Regions from separate parts of the Homo sapiens genome. Here region 1 is linked to region 2. Evidence: chromatin loops called from intact Hi-C (ENCODE). Cell type or tissue: heart right ventricle. All regions are shown on one strand. Links, peaks and the distances in the headings refer to the core of each region. The heading gives the core; the rest is flanking DNA. Region 1 has its middle 27 kb from the start of MYO1E. Region 2 overlaps FAM81A (family with sequence similarity 81 member A).

Region 1 (5,383 bases), core at 179-5,178, 76 kb after region 2:
GCTTTCCTAAGGTCCTGGACCTTCAGATCCTTGCTGGAGTTGAAGGCAGAAATGTTCTGGATCTGCAAAACAGTTAAGGGATATTAAGGAATATTAAGATAGCCACCCCCAAAACTAGGGCATCCTCCTAACATTATCCACGGCTGATCAGTAACACGTGGGATAGAAATTTGAGTTTATTACTTTATAGCAGTATAAAGCAATAGCAAAGTTAATATAAAATCACTCTCCTGTCAGGCCTGCACGGCGTCAGCTCATGGGTCTCTAAGACCCGAAAATTGAGAGCGTTTTTCGCACCCCAGGGGCTGCTCCTGGCAGCTCTGCGGCGTCAACATGCCACAGAACAAATATATTGAATTACACTGTAAACACCATGGATACTGTTTGGATTACCATGAGAAAAAGAGAAAGAAAGAAAGTCGAGAGGCTCATGAATGTTCAAAGAAGGCAAAGAAAATGATTGGTCTCAAGGCTAAGCCTTACCATAAACAGGGCCATGCTGAGAAAATACAAATAAAAAAGACTATCAAGATGCATGAAAAGAGAAACACCAAAAAAAAAAAAAAATGCTGAAAAGACTCCACAGGGAGCAGTACCTGCCTATCTGCTGGACAGAGAGGGACAATCTCGAGCTAAAGTACTTTCCAGTATGATCAAACAGAAACGAAAAGAGAAGGCGGGAAAATGGGAAGTCCCTCTGCCTAAAGTATGTGCCCAGGGAGAAACAGAAGTATTAAAAGTTATTCGAACAAGGAAGAGAAAGAAGAAGGCATGGAAGAGGGTGGTTACTAATGTCTGCTTTGTTCAAGATGGCTTTACAAGAATACCACCTAAGTATGAAAGATTCATCAGGCCAATGGGCTTGCGTTTCAAGAAAGCCCATGTAACATATCCTGAACTGAAAGTCACCTTTTGCCTACCAATATTTGGTGTAAAGAAGAACCCGTCGTCCCCACTGTATACAACTTTGGGTGTTATTACCAAAGGTACTGCCATGGAGGTAAATGTGAGCAAATTGGGCCTTGTGATGCAAGGCGGCAGTTATTTGGGGAAAATATGCCCAGGTTACCAACAATCCTGAAAATGATGGATGCATAAATGCAGTCTTACTGGTTCGACAGCAATTTCATATATAATTATTGAGGACTACGCACCAATTGAAAAAACTGCCATTACTGTGATGTTTCTGAATACTACCAAACAGCCATACATGTCTGCAATCATCAAGAGATTTATTAAATTGCAAACATTAAAATGGAAAAAAAATACAAAATCATTATAAAAATAATAATGCTTTAGGACTCTAACTTCAAACATTCCTCTTATCTGCAAAGGTTAGAAAAGATCACTTTCCCTTTAAATATGCAAAGAGAAAATGTTTCCAGAATTAATTTGAAACCTTTGTAGCCCTTTAGCTGGAAGAATCACCCTACTAAAAATGCATCAATAGAAACACTAATCAACCAGTGAATGTAAAATTATAAACCAACATGTGTATTAAGAGAAAGAAAAGTAGGGAATGTGCAAGGATTTTTAGTAGACTGGGAGTTTAGACTTCCCCCATGAAAGCAACCGGCACTGACAACAGAAAGAGACTGGGATTCACTGGGAGAAGAAAAGAGCATTGCAGCTTGGAACAGACCTAAGGCCGAAAGGAGGGCAGAGCATTGGCAAAAGTCAGCCAAGGAGGCTGGAGTGAAGGGAGCAGGGGAAGGAATGACGCCTGATGAAGCAGGAGGGGTGTGAACCTGAGTGATTAGAGCTGTGTAGACTGCAGTTAGCCACCCTAGGGTTTCAAGAGGTGGAGAAGGAGGATCATCATCAGCCTTATGCTGAAGATAATGACACTGGCTGTAGTGTGATTCATGGGGTAGGGGGGTCTGAGCCGGTGCGGGGCAACCAGACTTGCAACCACTGCTATGATCGGGAGAGGATGATAGTAGCTTGGGCTAGTGTGCGGGGTGCAGTGGACGTGGAGAGGAGTAAGCAGAAGTGCAAGCTATTGAGGAGGTAAATTTATCAGACCCGTGAGTGGCTGGATGTGGGCGGGGAGGGAGAGTCCATGCTTGGGCTGACTCCTGACTTTCTCGCTCTGGTATTGGGACGTGTGCAGACGCATTCCCCCAGACAGGAACACTGAAGAGGAATGAATTGGGGGGCAAGAGCATGAGTCAGTCTTGGACAACCTGACTTGGAGGTGCCTTTGCAATCTCTGAGTGAACCTCTGGCCTGTTTCCCAGTTCACAAATCCCTCACCTGTAACAGTTACGATAAAAATGGCAGGAAGTTAGCTCCTAGGTGTGGAGGAGCAGAAGAGAGACTCGGACGGGGACTCTCCATTTACCCCACCACCCTCCCTGGAGCCTCTCTGAAAGTTACTCACTGAAGATACTTTGTTTTTTGGTCTAGTTGAAGAAGGAGAAACTCAAATGTGTTCTGAAAAATAAGTATGGGGCTTTCTTAACAAGGCTATGGCATACTATCCACTCTTTCCCCTCCTGCCCTGGAGGGAGTGGCTGGCCACTCACACTAAACTTAGAGAATCAGCTGCAGCAGGAGGAAAGGAGGAGAGCCAGAACTCTGGGAACATTACCTGAGAATGAGGACTGGCCAGCGCCTCGCATAGGGAGAGAATTCTCCTGCCTCCTATCTTCAATCAGCCAGAGGAGCAACTTTCAGTTCCCCCATCACAGCACACTTCTTCATTCTTGTGGCCTCACATGTGCTGCCCCCTCACCAGAAACACCCTGCCCTTCCTCCTCTCGTACATCCCTTTCATCTGCATGGGTTCTTCAGCGTATTTTATTCAGTGCTCAGATACCATATCTTTCTGGAGGCCTTTTTTGATGTCTTACAGCTGGGTTCAATGTTTGTGGCAGAGACTGCTAATCGTCTACACATCCATTCTCTTGTCTTTTTTTCTTGGTACAAGAACCCCTAATATTGGGCTGAGCATAAAGTGCTTGGTATAAAGTCTACATTGTCCAATATCTTTTGCAGCTGGATGAGACCATTTGGCTAAGCTCTGGCTAGTAATGTGAAAGTGGAAATGTTTCCAGCTTCTGGGATATGATTTTATAGGGAGAAGACATGCCTTTCTTCCCCTTCCTCTATATGAATATGATGGCTGATTCTTTTTGTTCTTCTTTTTTGTTTTTGTTTTTGTTTTGAGATGGAGTCTCACTCTGTCACCCAAGCTGGAGTGCAGTGGTGTGATCTCGTCTTACCATAACCTCCGCCTCCCAGGTTCAAGTGATTCTTCTGCCTCAGCCTACCGAGTAGCTGGGATTACAGGCACACGCCACCACATCTGGATAACTTTTTGTATTTTTAGTAGAGACGGGGTTTCACCATGTTAGCCAGGATGGTCTCGATCTCCTGACCTCGTGATCCACCTGTCTTGGCCTCCCAAAGTGCTGGGATTACAGGCGTGAGCCATCATACCTGGCCGATAGCTGATTTTTTAGTCACTAGCTTGGACTAGGAAGACATAGACCACACCCTAGGGATGGTGAAGTTTTGCACTAGAAAGAGACTGGATTCATTTCCTTTTTTTTTTTTTTTTTTTTTTTTTTTTTCTGAGACAGAGTCTCACTCTGTTGCCCAGGCTGGAGTGCAGTGACGTGATCCTGGCTCACTGCAACCTCCACCTCCCAGGTTCAAGCAATTCTCTTGCCTCAGCCTCCTGAATAGCTGGGACTACAGGCATGTGCCACCAATCCCCAATAATTTTCTTTTTTTGATAGAGACTGGGTTTCACCATGTTGGTCAGGCTAGTCTCGAACTTGTAGCCTCAAGTGATCCACCTGCCTTGGCCTCCCAAAGTGCTGAGATTACAGGCATGAGCTGCCACACCTGGCCTGGATTCATGTTCTAATGACTTTATGGAGCTATTAGGTATTTTGCACTGTCTACCTCTTGCTTTCATTTGTGTAAAAGGGAAGTCAACTCCCATCCTGTGGAAGGCACTGTTATTTTGGTTACATGCAGAAAAACCTAATCCAAATTTACACAGTGTTCCTCCCATGTGTTTATTCCTATGAAAACACTTAGACCCTACATTACCAATTACTTACCTGAGTGAAAAAAAGTCTGTCCTGCCAGAGTTGACACTCTTCTTCTTATGCAGATGGCTCCAAAGATGTCCTCACCTAACATAACTCATATCTGCAAGTGTTCAGTAAGGAACCAGAAAGCCAGTTATCCAAAGGCAATGCTGTCAAACCACTTCAAATGTTGCTTTCTGGTCTCGGGCTTGATAGTCGCTAGGTGATGCTATGGTTAGGATTGTGCCCATTTCTCCTCCAGTGCAAGTTCTGTCTCTTGGATGGAATAGTCAGTTGATACCACCAATAAACCCGCAGAAAACAGGAAGACAAAAAAAAAGCACGTACAACAAACATCTTAAAAATTGTATCTCCTAGTCAACACATCCTGTGTTGTAGGATTTGGAAAACCATAAGTAATTTTAAAAACTCGGATGGTTTGGCATTTGGAATGTTGAAAGCAATCTGGAAAATCCCAATAGTCCATTTGTGTCTCTATCATTAGCTGAAGAAGCAAATGGTCAAGATGAATTTCAGTAGGATCAGAGGAGTGAGTGTATCCGGTGGATTGGCTCACACCTAGCACCATTATTGAGGTTGGTGATACACCCTTGAACAGACTCTGCCAATGAATCTGTGCTGATTAATTCACTTTTTTCCCCAGAACCTTTCCAAGGTCAAATATTGTTTATGATGGTGTTTTATATTTTTATACCAAGCGTTTCTGCCTTAATTGACTCATCTGTAATTGATAGTCTTCAAGTATGAGCCAAAATAATAATGGCCAAGAGATAGAAGCACATAACCTGGACAATATCTTAAAAGTCAGAAATTTTAAAAAATTCAAACATTATCAATATAATACTGTCCAAATATCTGGACAAATCTGATAATCTCATAGGTTTGAGGTTCCAATTATGCTGGATTTTTGAAGTTTCACAGCCTGTTGGCCTGGCTGGTTTCAAACTCCTGACCTCAAGTGATCCGCCCGCCTTAGCCTCCCAAAGTGCTGGGATTACAGGTGTAAGCCACTGGACCCTGCCAGGGCTGAAGATTAAATGAGGTAGCGTATATAAAGCACACAGCTGCTATCAATAGATTTTACCTATTATACAGTGGGCTTTCCCTCCCTAAAGAGGGACTCCATTTTTTTTAAATCACATTGTATTCCTAGTATCTACCATAGTGCCTGACATGTAATAAGCACCGCTAAAATGTCTGATCAATGTTAACTGAGAGTATGAGAAGGACCTTGAATGCAAAGAGTTCTTGCTGGGATCCTCCTTTAAGTACAATGCTTCTCTCCTATAAACATAACCCTTCCCTTAGAAGGCTAC
Region 2 (5,383 bases), core at 139-5,138:
TAATTCATAGTTGACTATATTACTTCCTCTAAATTTATAATGATGATGATCATTGGTGGAAAGTTTCTGAGGAATAAATAATTGATAAGCTTCTCCATATCACAAGGCAAACCGCTAACAGACACTGTGGATGGAGATGTATTAAAACAATAAATTCTTCCATTCAACATTTATCAAGCACTTACTGTGTATTAGTATACAAGAGTCATCTGTTTTGACACTGGTATCTGCTGAAAGAATATAAGCAATAATTATAGGGTTCTGGAAGGGGCAAGGAGACCCAGAGCTCTTGATTATGAAACATTTATTGAGCTCCTACTATGTCTTAGACATTGGTAGGTGTTGAAAATAGAAATATTAAGACTCTGTTCTAGCTCTTGAGGATCACATAGGGTAATGGTTTGAAAACATATTTTACTTTTTTTCCAGTGTATAACTGTTCAGAGTCACATGACAGAAAATCATAAAGACTTATCTAGGCAAATTTGCCAAGATACAGTGTTAATATATCTCGATTTGACTAGTTCTATCAGGGTCTAGCAGTAAGTTTCACATCTTAAGAATGGCTTCAGCTTTACTTTTGTAATATAAAATCACCTGCAGGGATGATTCTCAAAAATCAAATAACCCAGTAAAATTTTACTGCGTGAACTGAAAAACAGCTATAAACCAGCAATAATAATAATAATAAAAACTCAGGCAATTTACAGAAGATATTCTTCAAGAATCTATAAATAAAAAATACACCTTTTACATCATTGAAATACAATTTAAATATCTTCACACCTCTGTTTTAAAACTGATACTACAAGTATGAGGTTATTTTGTTCTTTGTTTTGTTTTCTGTTTGTTTTTGCTTTTTTTTTTTTTGAGTCAGAGTCTCACTCTGTTGCCCAGGCTGGAGGGCAGTGGCACGATCTCGGCTGACTGTAACCTCCGCCTCCTGGGTTCAAGTGATTCTCCTGCCTCAGCCTCCCAAGTAGCTGGGGTTACAGGCACCTGCCACCACACCCAGCTAATTTTTGTATTTTTAGTAGAGATGGGGTTTCACCATGTTGGCCAGGCTGGTCTTGAACTCCTGATCTCATGATCTGCCCACCTTGGTCTCCCAAAGTGCTGGGATTACAGGTGTGAGCCACCACGCCCGGCCAAGTATCAGTTTTATATTATGCCCACTCTCCCAATTTATTTATTTATTTAGAGATGGAGTCTTGCTCTGTCAGCCAGGCTGGAGTGCAGTGGCATGATCCTGGCTCACTGCAACCTCCACCTCCCAGGTTCAAACAATTCTCCTTCCTCAGCCTCCCAAGTAGCTGGGATTACAGGCACATGCCATCAGGCCCAGCTAATTTTTATATATATTTTTAGGAGAGATGGGGTTTCATCATGTTGGCCAGGCTGGTCTCGAACTCCTGACCTCAAGTGATCCACCCACCTTGTGGATCCCACACCCAAAGTGATGGGATTACAGGCGTGAGCCACCGTGCCTGGTGCCAATTTTTATATTACTTATAAATGAAGACTTCCTTTTAGTACTTTTTAAATTTACTCTACATCATTGTTACGGACTGAATGTTTGTGTCCTCCAAAAATTCATATGTTCACCAAGCGTGGTGGCTCATGCCTGTAATCCCAGCACTTCGGAAGACCAAGGCAGGAGGATTACTTGAGCCCAGGAGGTTGAGGCTGCAGTGAGCCATGATCATACCACTGCATTCCAGCCTGAATGACAGAGCAAGACCCAGTCTAAAAAAAAAAAAAAAATTGTAGGTTAAACTCCTAACCCTTGATGTGATGGTATTAGGAGGTGGGGCCTATAAGAGGTGATTAGGTCATGAGGGTAGAATCTTCACGAATGGGATTAGTACCTTAAAAGAAGGTCTTGCTTCTGCTCTCTACTTTCTGCCATGCAAGGATACGAAAAGACGACCATCTACAATTCAGGCAGCAGGGTCTCACCAGACACTGGATCTACCAGCATTTTGATCTTGGACTTCCCAGTCTCCAGAATCATGAAAAAGAAATTTCTGTTGTTTAAGCTACCCAGTCTATGGTAATTTGTCATAGCAGCCTAAACTAAGACAATCATGATTTCATTTTAATGAAGTTTGGCTATAAGACAGCAATTCTGATCTGTCATCAAGCATCCTAACATGTTTAGGTAGACATGCTTAAGTTCATAATACATATAAATCAATATAATTAGTGTTTCACATTGGAGTCTTAAATTTTTAAACTTCCTTGTTGTTACTTTGTCATTATATATAGTTACTACCAGTTACAAAAAAAGTAAACACTCAAATACAAACTAAATTTTTTGCCAAATTTAGATTTTACTCAGTTTTCCCTGTCTATCACGGAAATCATCACTTGCAAAATTGCACACTCCAAAAATACATGTAAATATAAAAGAGTGCTGTCTGGTTAAGGCAAGAATAACCATTACATAAAATGTGTTTCGGACGTTGGGAAAACAGCAAAATTGAAATTACTTTCTCACTGCATTGTAAATTTTTCAAAAATCATCTTAAAGAAACATGTTTAGGCCAGGCATGGTGGCTCATGCCTATAATTCCAGCACTTTGGGAGGCCATACATAACTGGTTGGTCACTTGAGGACAGGAGCTCAAGACCAGCCTGGCCAACATGGTGAAACCCTGTCTCTACAAAAATACAAAAATCAGCCGGGTGTGGTGGTGTGCCTGAAATTCCAGCTACTTGGGAGGCTGAGGCATGAGAATCACTTGAACCTGGGAGGCGGAGGTTGCAGTGAGCTGAGATCACACGACTGCACTCCAGCCTGGGTGAGGGAGTGAGACCTTGTCTCAAAAAAAAAAAAGGTTTTGGAAAAAATAATTATCAAAAGCCTAAACAATTGATGACTTCAGATTCCTTAGGCAGATTTTTTGATACAGCTGATTATTGAAGCAATTCAAGTGATCTCTCATCAAAGCAAGGATGGGTCAGGGGAGAACTCAGTGAGAACTAAAGCTAGAATTATCTAGTTTCATAAACAAGTTCTTCCTGAAACTCAGAAAGCAAAGAATGGCTGAATAGCACAGCCTGTCACATTTGAGAGTCGATTATAGAAGATCAGGTTCTAGAAGAGCTTCTAAGAGGTAAAGTAGAAAAGAGAAAAGAGCATATTTTTGGAGTTTTGCCACATGGGTTTATTCTCAGCACTGCCACTAACTGGCCTTGATACCTCAGGCCACTTCACTCAGCCTATCTGAAAAGGATGTTCTTTGCATTGATAACCTCATAGTCTCTTCTAGTCCTTTTTGCTACCAGCATATCTACAACTGGCTTCACTCTGTATTGGGCATTTATTCACTTAATAAGTATTTGCTGAGGTTTGAATGATGGCACCCCCTCCAAAAATTATGTTGAACTTAATCCCCATTGTGGTGGTATTAAGAGGCGTGGTATTTCAGGAGGTGATTAAGTCATGAGGGCTCCACCCTGAATGGACTGGGGCCCTTATAAAAAGGGTTTATGGGAGGAGGTCCACTCTGTTCAATCCTTTTGCAATGTGAGGACACAGGATTCATCATTCTTGCCCTTCCACCTTCTGCCATGTAAGCATGCAGCAAGAAGACCCTCACCAGATGCCAAATGCCAGTGCCTTGGGCTTGGACTTCCCAGCCTCCAGAACTGTGAGAAATAAATTTCTGTTCTTTATAAATTACCCAATCTCAGGTATTTTGTTATAGCAACACAAATATACTATGACAGCATTCACCGCATTTTGCTCCAAATATTGTACTAGACAATGCAAAGATGAGGAAGACAAGGTTCCTCTCTTTTTGAGAGGCTTGTAAAGTAACAATGTTAGTCCTATTCAATAAATGCTATAGTAAGAGTGGCACGAGTTCAGTGTCCAGGATACACTGAGGGAAAGGAAACTGGGGGCATGAGAGGAACTGGCAAGGAGGGCTTCCTAAAATGAAGGAACTGTTAAATAGCATCAGTGGCCCAGCTGAAGTTGGAAATTATGTATTTAAAATGGTTCTGGCTGGGCACTGTAGCTTATGCCTGTAATCCCAACACTTTGGGAGGCCAAGGTGAGAGGACTGCTTGGGCCCAGGAGTTCAAGACCAGCCTGGGCAACATAGCAAGACCTTGTCTCTAAAAAAATAAAATAAAATAAAGTGGTTCTGGCCACTGGAGTAGTACGTGGCAGCTACCAAATAGGAAATTATTCCCTGGATCCGACAGTTGCAGCTAAAACACTATCACCTCTTACGTTGACAGAAAAAATTAAGACCAGGATTTCTTAAGGGTAGAGTTATACTGTGCTTTTACCTGGAGGGGACGGTAATGTCAGAATAGACTGACTCCCATCTCTAGTCTTCCCCCACCCCCGTAAGCAAAGGGAACAGAGCTGAGTTCCCACAGGAAAGTGCTGGGTATTCTAAGAATGGGGAAGTAACAGTATTTTCTAATGTGAAACATGGGAAAAGTTTGTATTTTTTGTAACATACCCTGGCACCCTCTTATCTGCAGGGGACACGTTCCAAGACTTCCTGTGGATGCCTGACACTGCAGATAGTACCAAACCCTACATATACTATGTTTTTTTGATCTGATAATCAAGACATCTACTAAGTGACTAACGGGCAGGTAGCATATACAGTGTGGACAAAGTAGTGATTCACGTCCCACCCAGGCCGGGTGGTGAAAGATTTCATCATGCTACTCAGAATGGCACACAATTTAAAACTTATCAATTGCTTATTTATGGATTTTTCCATTTAATATTTCCAGATCATGGTTGGCCACAGATAACTGAAATTGCGGAGAGTGAAGCCACAGATAAAGGGGCCTACTGTACTTCTTTGCCAGTGGTTGAGGGGATGGGAACCTGAGAATTCTTATTGATCCCCATCACTTGGATTTTACCTGTCGTTAGATTTAGGTGCAGCAGAGCTATCAGTCTCTTGATAAATCTGAAATCCCTTTCAAAATTGAAATGTTCGAGTTGGGGTTCTTCAATTTTGTACAGTTGTCAACTTAGGGTTGCTTAGTTTTTAGCGTCTGGGATAAAACTGACTCAGCACCCAAAAATAAAACTGAAAAGATCATTCTTAATATAGATACCAGCATCCAAAGACAAGTATATTATTTACAGCAATTTTGTAAACTTTCTACGTTCCTCTGAGGTCATTGCACTTCTTTAGTTGCAGGTAATTGGACCTGACTAACTTAAGGGGGTTAATGGAAATGATTGGACAACATACCAAGACTCCCGTCTCTACAAAAAATAAAATAATTAGCTGGGCATGGTGGCCTGTGCCTGTAGTCTCAGCTCCTCAGGAGGCTGAGGTGGGAGGATCACCTGAACCCAGGAGTTAGAGGCTACAGTGAGCTATGATCATACCAC

Evidence for each region. Hi-C counts contacts between places; a loop is a spot of excess contacts. Peaks named below come from ENCODE experiments on the same cell type or tissue, not always from the same donor. Only the 100,000 strongest peaks of a DNase experiment are listed, where the experiment ranks them.
Region 1: it touches region 2 in a loop (3-fold over the local background); 5 of 110 quality-filtered maps call a loop at or near these places.

What each region holds. Positions count from the first base shown.
Region 1 is chr15:59,396,955-59,402,337 of GRCh38, reverse strand. It overlaps a transcript of FAM81A not described here and the pseudogene NSA2P4. Among named protein-coding and RNA genes, the nearest start is that of MYO1E, 27 kb to the right of the region's middle. RefSeq lists a silencer at 194-488 and enhancers at 1,973-2,052, 2,423-2,762, 2,903-3,012. In heart right ventricle, for the core only: no CTCF peak of the experiment used is centred there; a DNase peak (open chromatin) is centred at 2,653; H3K27ac peaks cover 647 bases.
Region 2 is chr15:59,472,607-59,477,989 of GRCh38, reverse strand. The region is part of intron 3 of FAM81A (family with sequence similarity 81 member A); the gene reads right to left. Among named protein-coding and RNA genes, the nearest start is that of FAM81A, 37 kb to the right of the region's middle. In heart right ventricle, for the core only: no CTCF peak of the experiment used is centred there; no DNase peak of the experiment used is centred there.